Linked DNA regions of Homo sapiens: region 1 is linked to region 2. Evidence: read pairs that join two places in POLR2A ChIA-PET (ENCODE). Cell type or tissue: OCI-LY7. All regions are shown on one strand. Links, peaks and the distances in the headings refer to the core of each region. The heading gives the core; the rest is flanking DNA.

Region 1 (4,000 bases), core at 1-4,000, 1.5 Mb before region 2:
CCCCTTTGAATAAAAAAGTTCAATGACGCCGGGCGTGGAGGCTCATGCCTGTAATCCCAGCACTTTGGGAGGCCAAGGTGGGCGGATCACGAGGTCAGGAGTTCGAGGGCAGCCTGACCAACATAGTGAAACCCCATCTCTACTAAAAATACAAAAATTAGCTGGGCGTGGTGGTGTACCCCTGTAATCCCAGCTACTCGGGAGGCTGAGACAGGAGAATCACTTGAACCCAGGAGGCGGAGGCTGCAGTGAGCTGAGATCACGCCATTGCACTCAAGCCTGGCGACAGAGCGAGACTCCGTCTCAAAAAAAAAAGTTAAATGACTTGAGTACCCAAAAGAAATGTCGTGAACATGAAAGTACTTCTCATGTGTCCTTGAGAAATGATGTTGCTAGTGCAGTGTTTCACAATTCATTTTCTACTAAATGTGTACCATTTTTTAAATTGTTTTAACAGAAATATAGAGTGTGTTTCTTAGGAAATAGAATGTTATGCTTTGGGGCTCCTGAAACACCTCGTTTTGAAGGTGAATCTTTGGTTTTCTCCCAGAAGAGGGTCTGCCTTGGGATGATTGGAGCTCTTACCATCAAAATCAGTTATTCAAGTGCTTGCCCAGTGCTTCTTGAAACTCACCTCTACTCTGTATTTTCTACAGTTGGTTCTTGTGTTATAAATGTTGTGAGCAACAGATTAAATGATGCTGAGGAATGAAAAAAGATTCTCATTATAAATGCTTACCTAGGATTCTCATTATAGATGCTTATCTAGGTTTTCATAAATGGGAATGTAACAATATCTTCCAAATATGGAGTCCTTACTATTGTCCAGGAGCCAAGCCAGGTCTGTTAAATCTGTATCATATCTTACTGGGTCTCAAACATCTTCCATGTCATGGCACACAGATTTACAATATAGCACCCTCTGGTTGGAGGACTCCAGTCCCCTCTGTTCATGACTGGTATATTAGTTTGCCATGACTACCATAACAAATACCACAGACTGGGTGACTGAAAAAATAGAAAGTCCAAGATCAACGTGTCAGTGGGGTTGGTTTCTTCTGAGGCCTCCCTTCTAGTTGTCTTCCCCTGCCTGTATCTTCACATGTCCTTCCCTCTGTCTTACTCTCTTTTAAGAACACCAGTTGTATGGGATCAGCCCACATTAATGTCCTCATTTAATCATCTTTTCAAATACAATCCCATTCTGAGATGCTGGGTATTAGGACATCAACATGTGAATTTGGAGTAGGGGGACACAATTTACCTCCTAACAACTGGCATCTGAGTGAGGAGGGGAGCAGTGTCTGGGACACACCTTAACCACTGGAAGCATGTCTCATCTTAATCTTCATGACATTCTGGTGAGGTGAGTAATTATTATGCTTATTGGACAGATGAGAACATGGAGCCCAAAGAGAAAGTCTGTTGCCAAATGTCATACAGTAAGTGGTAGAACCAGAACTAGGGCACAGGCTTTTAAAACTTTAAGCTGGATTTCTTATTCCCAAGGTTAATAGAACCAAAAGAAAAGGACAATTTTCTTATTAAATAAGTAATTTCTTATTTATTATTAAATACATAATTTATTTCCCACTTATTAAGTTCTTATTAAAAATTACATATTTAATAAGAACTTACTAATTAAAGAATGTGACCTGCTTAATGTAATAGAAGTTTTTGACTAAAATTGAGGGTCTATGTCTGGAATTATAGCATACTTTTTTCTTTTTTTAAGTGGAGACAGGGTCTCACTATATTGCCCAGGCTGGCCTCAAACTCCTGGCCTCAAGCAGTCCTCCCACCTTGGCCTCCTAAAGTGCTGGGATTACAAGCATGTGCCACCTGCATACAATTATAACTTTTTTACATAAAACAATAGTAGTGAAAGTTACGGTCTACAGAAATTCAGTAACTACCATATAATCATGTTAGTGTTTCACTACTATTGATTTAAAGCTTAATTGGTAAGAAAATGTGGCACATATACACCATGGAATACTATGCAGCCATAAAAAAGGATGGATGAGTTCATGTCCTTTGCAGGGACATGGATGAAACTGGAAATCATCATTCTCAGCAAACTAACACAGGAACAGAAAACCAAACACCACATGTTCTCACTCATAGATGGGAATTGAACAATGAGAACACTTGGACACAAGGCAGGGAACATCACATACCAGGGCCTGTCATAGGGTGGGGGGCTGGGGGAGGGATAGGATTATGAGAAATACCTAATGTAAATGACAAGTTGATGGGTGCAGCATACCAGCATGGCACATGTATACCTATGTAACCTGCATGTTGTGCACATGTACCCTAGAACTTAAAGTATAATTTAAAAAAAAGCTTAATCGAAATTTGCCAGTTGGATGAAAGTTACTGGTAAGGTGAAAATGTCTTAGTTAACAGGAGCCTCTGTAAGTGAGCCCTTTTTTCAAATTTTTGACTGAGGATATTTTAAGTTTAGGGTAGGTTTGTTTTATTTTTGTTATCCTTAATAAGCATTAAGGTAAAATTTCATTTTCAGTTTCTAAACTTAAGCCTAAACTCTTAAGAATTGAAAGAAAACTCTTTGTTTTGCTTTTGTAAATAGCAGATAAAGAGGAATGACCTGTGAAAAATCTGCTTGCCTTGCCTTTTGTAAATAGCAGCTCTCAAGGAGTGACCTCTAAAAGAAGCTGGAATGTTGTGATAGTTTATCCTGCTCTCAAATCCTTTACACATAATTAAGCAGCAAAAGACTTTAGCTTACTGGAGTGTGTGTGTGTGTGTGTGTGTGTGTGTATTTATATATATATTTCATTCTAACTTGAAACATGGGACATCAACAGCTTTTAAACTAAAGCTCATTCGATTACATTTCTTTTTTTTTTTTTTTTTTTACGTAGGGTCTTGCTCTGTCACAGGCTGAAGTGCAGTGGCATGATCATGGCTCACTACAGCCTCTTAGCCTCCTGAGTACCTGGGACCACAGGCATGCACCACCACCACACTCAGCTAATTTTTAGATTTTTTTTTAGAGACAAGGTCTCACTACGTTACCCAGGCTGGTCTCAAACTCCTGAGCTCAAGTGATCCTCCCACCTCAGCCTCCCAGAGTGCTGGGATTATAGACACAAGCCACTGTACTCAGCCCACATTCTCAGTAATACAAAATGTAGGAATTTAAACACATTTTGGTAACAGCAAGGGATCTTAGCTTTTTTATGAGTCTGAAAAGTGGTACTATATTCAGTGTGAAGTGTGAAAAAAGGAAAAAATTTGAGCAGGGGTCAGGATAGAGAACTTTTATTCTGAATTCATAATATCCATAATATGTCACTTTAAATATAATTCAAAGATGATTTTCCAAAAGAATAGTTTGGGTATTGGTTTTAGTTCATTCATATGACTATCCTTGTTAAATGAAAAGTCAAACTGAAGCTTCCTTAGACTAAATCAGAGTTAAAAACAAAACTACATTTTAAAAATCCACCTGTCAAGATAATTTTAGTTTGGTTAATTAAGTGGCTTCTGGATAAATGTTTCTTATAATCTTAGTGTTTGAAGGGCAAAGGCAGTCTTATTACAAAAATATGGGCAAGTATTTAACTGATCCTGAACCTATTTATGTGTTTAATCTTTGCAGCCTCTCAAGGTAGAGTCCTTGTGTTATCTCAGAATCTATGAAATCATAATTGTGCTTTGACTTCTGGGGAAGGTATTGAGTAAAAAGCAGCATACAGAGGAATAAGGTGGGAAGGAAAAATAGGAAAGAATGGGGGCCCCAAGTTTGTGATTTACCCACTCCAAGCCAAGAGACAAAGCTGGGTGTCATTCTTGAAGGGGCCCACCTGACCCCCACACCCAATTCATGGCCATGTTATGTCAGTTTCACCTTGAAATATCTTTTGACTCCATCCACTTCTCCCATCCTCACTATACCATGTCACTTGCCTGTACTCCTGACAAAGACCTGATTGATCCTTTCTACCACCTCCTGCTGGGCTTTCTCCAC
Region 2 (8,792 bases), core at 1,906-5,905:
TAAAGGCCTTTCTCGGTCTGCTCCCCCTTTGCTTGCCCCCTTGAGCCTCTCCTGGAGTCATTCTTCCCTTCCCTTGTGGCTACCCCTGCCTTTTTATCTTGAGGCTCCCTGCCTGTAACATTTCCCCAATGACTTCTTACTCAGTTGAGATCTGATTCTTTTTTTTTTTTTTTTTTTTTTTTTTTTTTTGAGATGGAGTCTCACTCTATTGCCCAGGCTGGAGTGCAGTGGCACAATCTCGGCTCACTGCAACCTCCACCTCCTGGGTTCAAGCAATTCTCCTGCCTCAGCCTCCCGAGTAGCTGGGATTACAGGCGCCCGCCACCATGCCCAGCTAATTTTGTATTTTTAGTAGAGATGGGGTTTCACCACGTTGGCCAAGCTGATCTCGAACTCCTGATCTCTAATGATCTACCCACCTCAGCCTCCCAAAGTGCTGGGATTACAGGCATGAGCCACCGAGCCCAGCCTGATTCTGTTTTTTTTTTTGTTGTTTTTTGTTTTTTGTTTTTTGAGACAGTCTCACTCTGTTGCCCAGGCTGGAGTGCAGTGATGCAATCTTAGCTCACTGCAACTTCCACCTCCCGGGTTCAAGTGATTCTCCTGCGTCAGCCTACCAAGTAGCTGGGACTATAGGTGCGTGCCACTATGCCCAGCTAATTTTTGTATTTTTAGTAGAGGTGGGGTTTCACTATGTTGGTCCGGCTGGTCTCAAACTCCTGACCTCAAATGATCTATCCACCTCGACCTCCCCAAGTGCTGGGATTACAGGAGTGAGCCACTACCCTCGCTCCTGATTCTTTTTTAAGTGCCCAGTTTAAACACCACTTTCTCAAGGAAGACTTCCCTGACCCCCGTGTCCCTCCCCATGACTCAGTGAGGTGCTGCTCCTGCTATGTGCTCCCACATTTCTCTGATTTAATGGTCACAGAACTTCAATCCTACAATATTAACAAAGCTTAATTGTCTCCCCTGATCTTAGCCTCTGTGCCCCACGATATCCAGTGTCCAACCCAGTGCCCGGTTCTAAGAATGAATGAATGTTTATCCCACATAACATATTCGAGCTCTGCTCCTTCTACCCCATCCCCAGAATCCTGTTCTAGGCCACGTCCCCTCACACCTGGTTTGTGAAACAGCCTCAGATCAGCACCCCCAGCCTGAGGATCTCCTTCATCTAATCCACTCTGCTCACAGCAGCCAGAACAGCAAGAACCGTTGTCCTCAAGCATCATTTTGATCATATCACTCCCCTTCTTAGCAGCCTGCAATAGCTCCAATTGCCTCTTGAATTAAATTAAAACTCCTAATCACAGGCTTCAAGGGTCTCTACCAATTAGCTACCTCCCTTCCCCCACACCTAACTGCTGTCATCTTTTCACAGGCCCTCAAGCATGGCTTCCCTGCTGCCCTGCAAATCTGCTCCTAAGCCTGCCCCAATGGCACTCTCTCCTACCTTTTCAGCTTTCTCCCCTCTTTCTTTCTTTCTCCTAAATGATATCCCTTCCCCCACCTTAAAAATATCGCTCAATAATCATTTCCTTCATGAATACCTCCTAAGTCAACTCCATGTGGTTTTGTCCTGTCTATCACAACCTGTTATTAATCAAGCGCGTAGAGTATTTCTGCTTATTCATGTGCTGTGAGTGTCCTGTGCCCTGTGGCCGCTGCTAACTTACTGTTTGTACCATCTGCCCTCTTAGGGTCCAACAACTTCAAGGACAAGAATGATGTATTTTCATCACTTGTGACTTCCGGTGAGAGACCTGAAAATAGGAATTTCCAAACAAATCTGTTTTCCCTCAGGTTTCCTAGACCAGATTTCGGGTCGGTCTGACCAGGTGCAGCCCCATCCTAGCAGCAGATTGCTTGTTCTCAGCATTCCCATCATGGAGAATCTTAGTGTGGTGGTGAGGAAGAGGGACAATAACACTCCTGAGTGCTCACCTATGCCAGACACTGTGCGAGGAGCTTTACATGCGGCATTTCACTGATACCTCCCAGCAATCTGATGAATTAGAAATTATCATTCCTGATTTTAAATCGCATTAGGAGTCCAGGAGAATTTGTATCATCTGTCCTTGTCATTCAACAGGTTTTTCTGGCTCTAAAAAACATGCTTCTCTTCCTACATCAGGGAAGACATGCTTCTTTCTTTCTTTTTTTTTTTTTTTTTTAGTAGAGATGAGGTTTCACTATGTTGTCCAGGCTGGTCTCAACTCGTGAGCTCAAGCAATCCTCCTGCCTCTGCCTCCCAAAGTGCTGGGATTATAGTCGTGAACCACTGCACCCAGCCAGGGAGGACGTGTTTCTGAACAAGTGGTCCTTCTGGCAGAATGTCCCAAATATAAACCAAAATCGTGACAGGTGTTTTGACAACGGTGCATAGGCCACTTTAAGTCAGTGGTCACTATGCCTGTGCCACAAGCTTTGCTGCCTGTTTGCTTGTCTAGTCCTTGTGAGATAAGACTCTTTTATAAGTGATTACTTTTAAAATTTTAGTTGAAGATTCCCTTAAGCATTTGATGAAAGCCATTGAATCTCTCCCCCCAAAAGTACATAAACACACGAAATTTATGAACAATACCAGGGTGCTTGCAGAAACAACACTTCTTCCTTAACTTCTATCTATCTATCTATCAACTTCTCTGGATCTGTGTCTGGAGCCCCTGGTTTACAGCTCCTGGTTTATATGTTCTCCTTACACCTTTTCGATGTTACAGAATCCAGAACATATCACAAGCAAACTTTTGAGGACTCTATCAATATTAGCTATGTTTTAAAAGATGGGCTGCATCAGTCTTGAGTTATTTAAAGATGCAAAGATTAGCTTAAAAATGGAAACCTCGCCAGGTGAGTGGCTCACATCTGTAATTCCAGCACTTTGGGAGGCTGAAGTGGGAGGAGAGCCTGAGCCCAGGAGTTTAAAACCAGCCTGGGCAACATAGTGAGACCCCATCTCTACAAAAATAAAAAAAATTAGCTGGGGGTGATGGCATGAGCCTGTAGTACCAGCTACTCGGGAGGCTGAGGCAGGAGAATCACTTGAACCCGCGAGGTGGAGGTTGCAGTGAGCCGAGATTGTGCCACTGCACTCCAGCCTGGGCGACAGAGGAGACACCGTCTCAAAAAAATAAATAAAATAAAATAAAAGACCTAAGAGAAAACCTAGAGTCTGAAAAGACATTAGAGAAAGGGCTTCTTGAGAAAATAAATTTAATGATTCTTTCTTCTGGTTGTGCCCTTATTAATCTTTGGTCCCTGCTGTTGGTTTTAATCCCAACACCTTTATCCAGATTGGCCTTCATCCTGATTGCAGATAACACTATTATCCTGTTTCAGCTTAACTTTTGGAAGCACAGCAGCAGAGGCTGCTCTATTTATAAGATGAAGCTCCTTTTCAAACAACAGTCACTTCATTTTCCTGGAAAACTCTTCCCTTTGTAGTTAAGAAGAAAGAAAAAAAGAAAAAACAGGGAGGCTGTTTGAGGCTGAAGAGTGACCTCTCTCGGTGGAGAGGTGGAAGAGGTTCCTTATCAGGCCAGTTTCAACTGGGACAGGAAAGAGACCAAGCATCCATAGGTCCAGAGTGTCTGTGAACCCTCTTAAGTTGTAGGTAAAATTTGGGGATGTGAAATGTGCATTTATCTAGAAAATGGTCTAGAGCTTTCATCAGGTTCTCAAAGAATTCTTTGTTCTTTAAGGTCCACAGGGTTGGGCCTGTGCTTTCTCAAAGTGTTTGAGGTCAGAAGAGTGCCTGCAGCACAATCACTGGAGAGCTTGTTAAAAACTCAGATTCCTGGCCAGGCACGGTGGCTCATGCCTGTAATCCCAGCACTTTGGGAGGCCGACACGAGCAGATAGCTTGAGGTCAGGAGTTTGAGACAAGCCCAGCCAACAAACAGTGAAGCCCTGTCTCTACTAAAAATATAAAAATTGGGCATAGTGCTGCATGCCTATAATCCCCGCTACTCAGGAGGCTGAGGCAGGAGAATCGCTTAAACCCGGAAGACGGAGGTTGCAGTGAGCCAGGATTGCCCCACTGCACTCCAGCCTGGGAAACAAAGTGAGACTCTTGTCTCAAAAAAATAAATAAATAAAAATAAACAAATAAACAAAAACACACCTCAGATTCCTAGGCCCCACACCAGATTTTCTGAATTAGTATCTCTAGGGATATGGTCTGGGACTCTAAATTTTTAACAGTTTCCCAGGTGATTTGGTTAAATTTCTGCATTAACTAGGAAGTTCCAAGTGTTTAACACCATTTGTTAGAATAAGATCAACAATTAATTATAGTGCAGGGAAGTGCTTACATTTACCCAAATAGGCCTGGTTCCAATCTCAGCTCATGTAACCTTGGCAAACTATGAATCTCACTGCTCCTTAATTGCCTAATCTATATATATGGGCTAAATAATTTGTCTGTCTTAAGATAATATTGCCTAATACATAGCAGAAGTCCAAAAATATTATTTATTGTTCATAACTTCTCTTAAATACTGGACATTCCCCACACTCTCCAGGTACAATGTTTGTTTGTTTTTTAAAGTGTTTTATGAGGCTTTTTTCTGGTAAAGGTATCGTCAAACAAAACAAAATGAAACAAGACAGGTTAATCATCTTCTACAATGAAGTACCAGCCATATTTCAAGGGGTTTTGTTATGCCATCAAATATATTTGAGCTGTAAACTATAAACTGAAATTCTCTTTGTTTCAACCTAACAGAAAAATTAGCAGTATTAGCATTCTGTAGGCTTGACCACACTGCAACTCTCCCTGGAAACTCAGAGCAATTTTAGCAAATGGAAAGCATAGATACCAGTATTCGTCAACAAGGACAAAGTCTTCTATTACCCTATTGAGAGTGTTTGATTTAATTGAACACCTACTCTCTAACACGTCTTCAGAAGCAAAGTGCAAAAAAAGAGAAAAGGGCCAGGGGCGGCGGCTCATACCTGTAATCCCAGCACTTTGGGAGGCCGAGGCAGGCGGATCACGAGGTCAGGAGATCGAGACCATCCTGGCTAACACGGTGAAACCCCATCTCTACTAAAAATACAAAAAATTAGCCGGGCGCGGTGGCGGGCGCCTGTAGTCCCAGCTACTCGGGAGGCTGAGGCAGGAGAATGGCGTGAACCTGGGAGGTAGAGGTTGCAGTGAGCGAAGATAGCGCCACTGCAGTCCGGCCTGGGCGAAAGAGCGAGACTCCGTCTCAAAAAAAAAAAAAAAAAAATATTAGCCTGGCGTGGTGGCACATGCCTGTAATCCCAGCTACTTGGGAGGTTGAGGCAGGAGAATTGCTTGAACCCAGGAGGCGGAGGTTGTGGTGAGCCAAGATCGTGCCATTGCACTCCAGCCTGGGCAACAAAAGCGAAACTCTGTCTCAAAAAAAAAAAAAAGAAAAGAAATTCCTATTTTTGTAAAACCAGTTGTAAAATTCGTTTTTCTTAAAGTTGTAAAATTGCTGTGAACTCCCTTTCCCCATCCCCATGTACATGTACTGGAATGTTATCAGCAAATTCCTTCCCTCTGATAATTTTGCAGCTCTATTCTGCCAGAACTATAAGTTTTCTACCATTGGAAAAGCATTTACACAAATGTTCATTTTTTTACATACCAAAGAAAATGTACCTTGGCTCAAGATGTAAGCAGGAAATCAAAAGGAAATATAATACCTAAATAAAAACAAATTCTACTAATTCATTTTTACATAGAATAACTAAAGTTTCCATTTGTCTTTGTTTTTGTTGTTTTAATTTTTTAAAATTACAGATGGGGTCTTGCTTCGTTGTTCAGGCTGTTCTTGAACTTCTGGGCTCCAGGAATCCTCCCACCTTGGCTTCCCAAAGTGCTAGAATTACAGGTGTGAGCCACCACACCAGGCCTAAGTTTCCGCTAGATTACCTAAAGGATCTTATAATTTGTTTCGGTGACTTTTTTGAGGTTAGACATTAATTCTAGTCACTGGTAGAAGATGTGTTTGGGGCATGAGAAACTGGCTCTGAGAAGAGCCGATATTCAAGAGGTAGAATACAGTGGTCTGCTTACCTTAAATTTATCATCTTATGATTCCTAAAAAAAAAAAAAAAAAAAAAAATGGAGGCCAGGTGTGGTGGCTCACGCCTATAATCCCAGCACTTTGGGAGGCCGAGGCGGGGAGATCACCTGAGGTCAGGAGTTCAAGGCCAGCCTGGCAAACATGGGAAACCCCATCTCTACTAAAAATACAAAAAACGAAAAAACAAAAGACCTAACTGGGTGTGATGGTGGGTGGCGCCTGTAATCCCAGCTACTTGGGAGGTGGAGGTTGCAGTGAGCTGAGATTGAGCCACTGCACTTCAGCCTGGGCCACAGAGTGAGATTCCTCACCCCTGCAAAAAAAAAAAAAAAAAAAAATTGTTGTTGTTATAGAGATGAGGTCTTGCTATATTGCCCAGGCTGGTCTCAAACTCCTGGCTTCAAGCAATCCTCCTGCTTTAGCCTCCCAAAGTGCTGGGATTACTTTGGTGTGAGCCACCGTGCCCAGCTCATCTTATGATTCTTAAATCTATTTACCAAAATCTTCCTAAATAGGATAAACTCAGATTTTTGTATTCCTTGATTGCCATCTGCTGGTGGTCCTCCATACTAGAAAATAAAAATTCCTGGGAAGACAGCAACAACCTGGTAATTGCTTGATTTAAGTAGTTCTTGAAAACTTGGAGAGAATATTTCTTTAAACATTTTTTTCTGTTTATTTTGAGACCAGGTTATGAGACTGGCTAATTTTTATATTTTTGGTACAGATGGGGTTTTGCCATGTTGCCCAGGCTGATCTCAAACCCCTGGGCTCAAGCAATCCACCTACCTCGGCCTCCCAAAGTGCTGGGATTACAGCCATGAGCCACTGCACCGGCCAGAGAGAATATTTCTAATGCCCTCGATGATACAAGACAGTCGAAGGCAAAGTGAGGAAGGGACATTAGGTAATAATAACAATAGCAATTATGATAACTAACTTCATTCAATCAATAAATATTTATTGAGTATCTACTATCCTGAATAGAGAGGTAAACAAGACAGACAAAATCTCTGTCTTCATGGAGATTTTAAGCAAATATGATATAAAGTAGTTACTTTATATCATAAAGTGTTACTCAGAAAAATAAACCAGGGCAAGGAACTGGAAAGTGATGGCAGAAGGAGGGCACTGTTTTAGATGAAGAGGCCTGAAAGGCCTTTAGGAGGTGACATTTGCATTTTTTAACATTGAGTATTAACATAAATATTCAACAAAGTGGATTTTGTTGAATATTTCTTTCTTCCTTTTTTTTTTGAGACATGGTCTCACTCTGTCATTCATGCTGGAGTATAGTAGTGCAGTCACTGCTCACTGTGGCCTTGACCTCCTGGGCTCAAGCGATCCCTCCCATCTCAGCCTCCTGAGTAGCTGGGACTATAGGCATGCGTCACCATGCTTGGCTAATTTTTAAAATCTTTTTGTAGAAACAAGGTCTCACTCTATTGCCCAGACTGGTCTCAAACTCCTGGGCTCAAGCAGTCCTCCCACTTCAGCCTCCGAAAGTACTGGGATTGCAGGTGTGAGCCACTGTGCCCGGTCTGAATATTTATTTATGCAGGCCCTGAGTCCACAGCTGCCTATGCAGCATATTATGTAATCCTCTCAACAACCTATGAGGCAGATGCTACTACTAGCCTCATCTTACTGATTAGCAATTTGAAGGAGAGAAAGATGGAGCTGGTATTCAAACAGAGGCACTGTCCTTTTATAACACTATAACTTTTCAAAGCTCTTTCATGCAAATGCAATAATATATGCAGAAATGTTTTGTGGATGATAAAGTACTATGCAAATGTAAGTAATTATCACTATTTTAATGTAATCTGATTTGACCTTCATAGTATCCCTGTAAAGGGGATAAAGTGTGTAATATTATATCATTTTGTAGATGATAAAACAAACACACTCAATTGTAAAGTGCAAAGTGATGTGACTTGTCCAAGGTCACAAAGTTAGTTAATGGCATATTCAGAATTAGAGCTTATGTTTTTAAGGAGCATTATTTTAAAGTTTTGTACTTTTATACTTTTATCTCTTGAGATGATAAATTATACTAAGTATTTTTCTTGCCAAGCTTATTTATAACCACATTAATCATAGGAATTAAAAACAGTTTAGGGGCCAGGCACGGTGGCTCATGCCTGTAATCCCAGCACTTTGGGAGGCCAAGGCAGGAGGATCGTCTGAGATCAGGAGTTTGAGACCAATCTGGCCAATGTGGCGAAACTCTGTCTCTACTAAAAATACAAAAGAAAATTAGCCAGGCATGGTGGCACACACCTGTAGTCCCAGCTACTGAGGAGGCTGAGGCAGAAGAATCGCTTGAACCCAGGAGACAGAGGTTGCAGTGAGCGGAGACCACCCCACTGCACTCCAGCCTGGACGACAGAGCAAGTCTCTGTGAAAACAACAGCAGCAGCAACAACAACAACAACAAAACAAAAAAAACAGTTTAGGGTTCATAAATAAATCTTCAAAATATCCCTCTTTCTGTATCTTCAATTCCACGCACTCCACAGGCTCCTTCCTTCTCCTTCCATCTTCTCCCCATTCCATAACTCTCACTGACACTGACGCCCCTCACATACACACTCCAGGAATTAGGGAGGTGCTGTCCAGGTTTCCCATTCCTCTTAATGTAAGGAAGAGGCATTTCTTTTTCTGACAGAATGAGACTGGATCATTAGCTGTCAAGATAGTCACGGTGCAGTTACTAGGTAAATATGG

The links. Peaks named below come from ENCODE experiments on the same cell type or tissue, not always from the same donor. Only the 100,000 strongest peaks of a DNase experiment are listed, where the experiment ranks them.
Region 1: POLR2A ChIA-PET joins it to region 2 with 5 read pairs; 1 of 35 experiments calls an interaction of 5 or more read pairs at or near these places.

What each region holds. Positions count from the first base shown.
Region 1 is chr6:109,459,311-109,463,310 of GRCh38, reverse strand. ZBTB24 (zinc finger and BTB domain containing 24) reads left to right here. Exons shown (of 7, transcript NM_014797.3): 7 at 1-717. It also overlaps a transcript of MICAL1 not described here. Among named protein-coding and RNA genes, the nearest start is that of MICAL1, 5.5 kb to the right of the region's middle. In OCI-LY7, for the core only: no CTCF peak of the experiment used is centred there; no DNase peak of the experiment used is centred there; H3K27ac peaks cover 1,715 bases.
Region 2 is chr6:107,975,213-107,984,004 of GRCh38, reverse strand. No RefSeq gene overlaps it. Among named protein-coding and RNA genes, the nearest start is that of SEC63, 21 kb to the right of the region's middle. In OCI-LY7, for the core only: CTCF peaks have their summits at 3,290 and 3,493; a DNase peak (open chromatin) is centred at 3,534.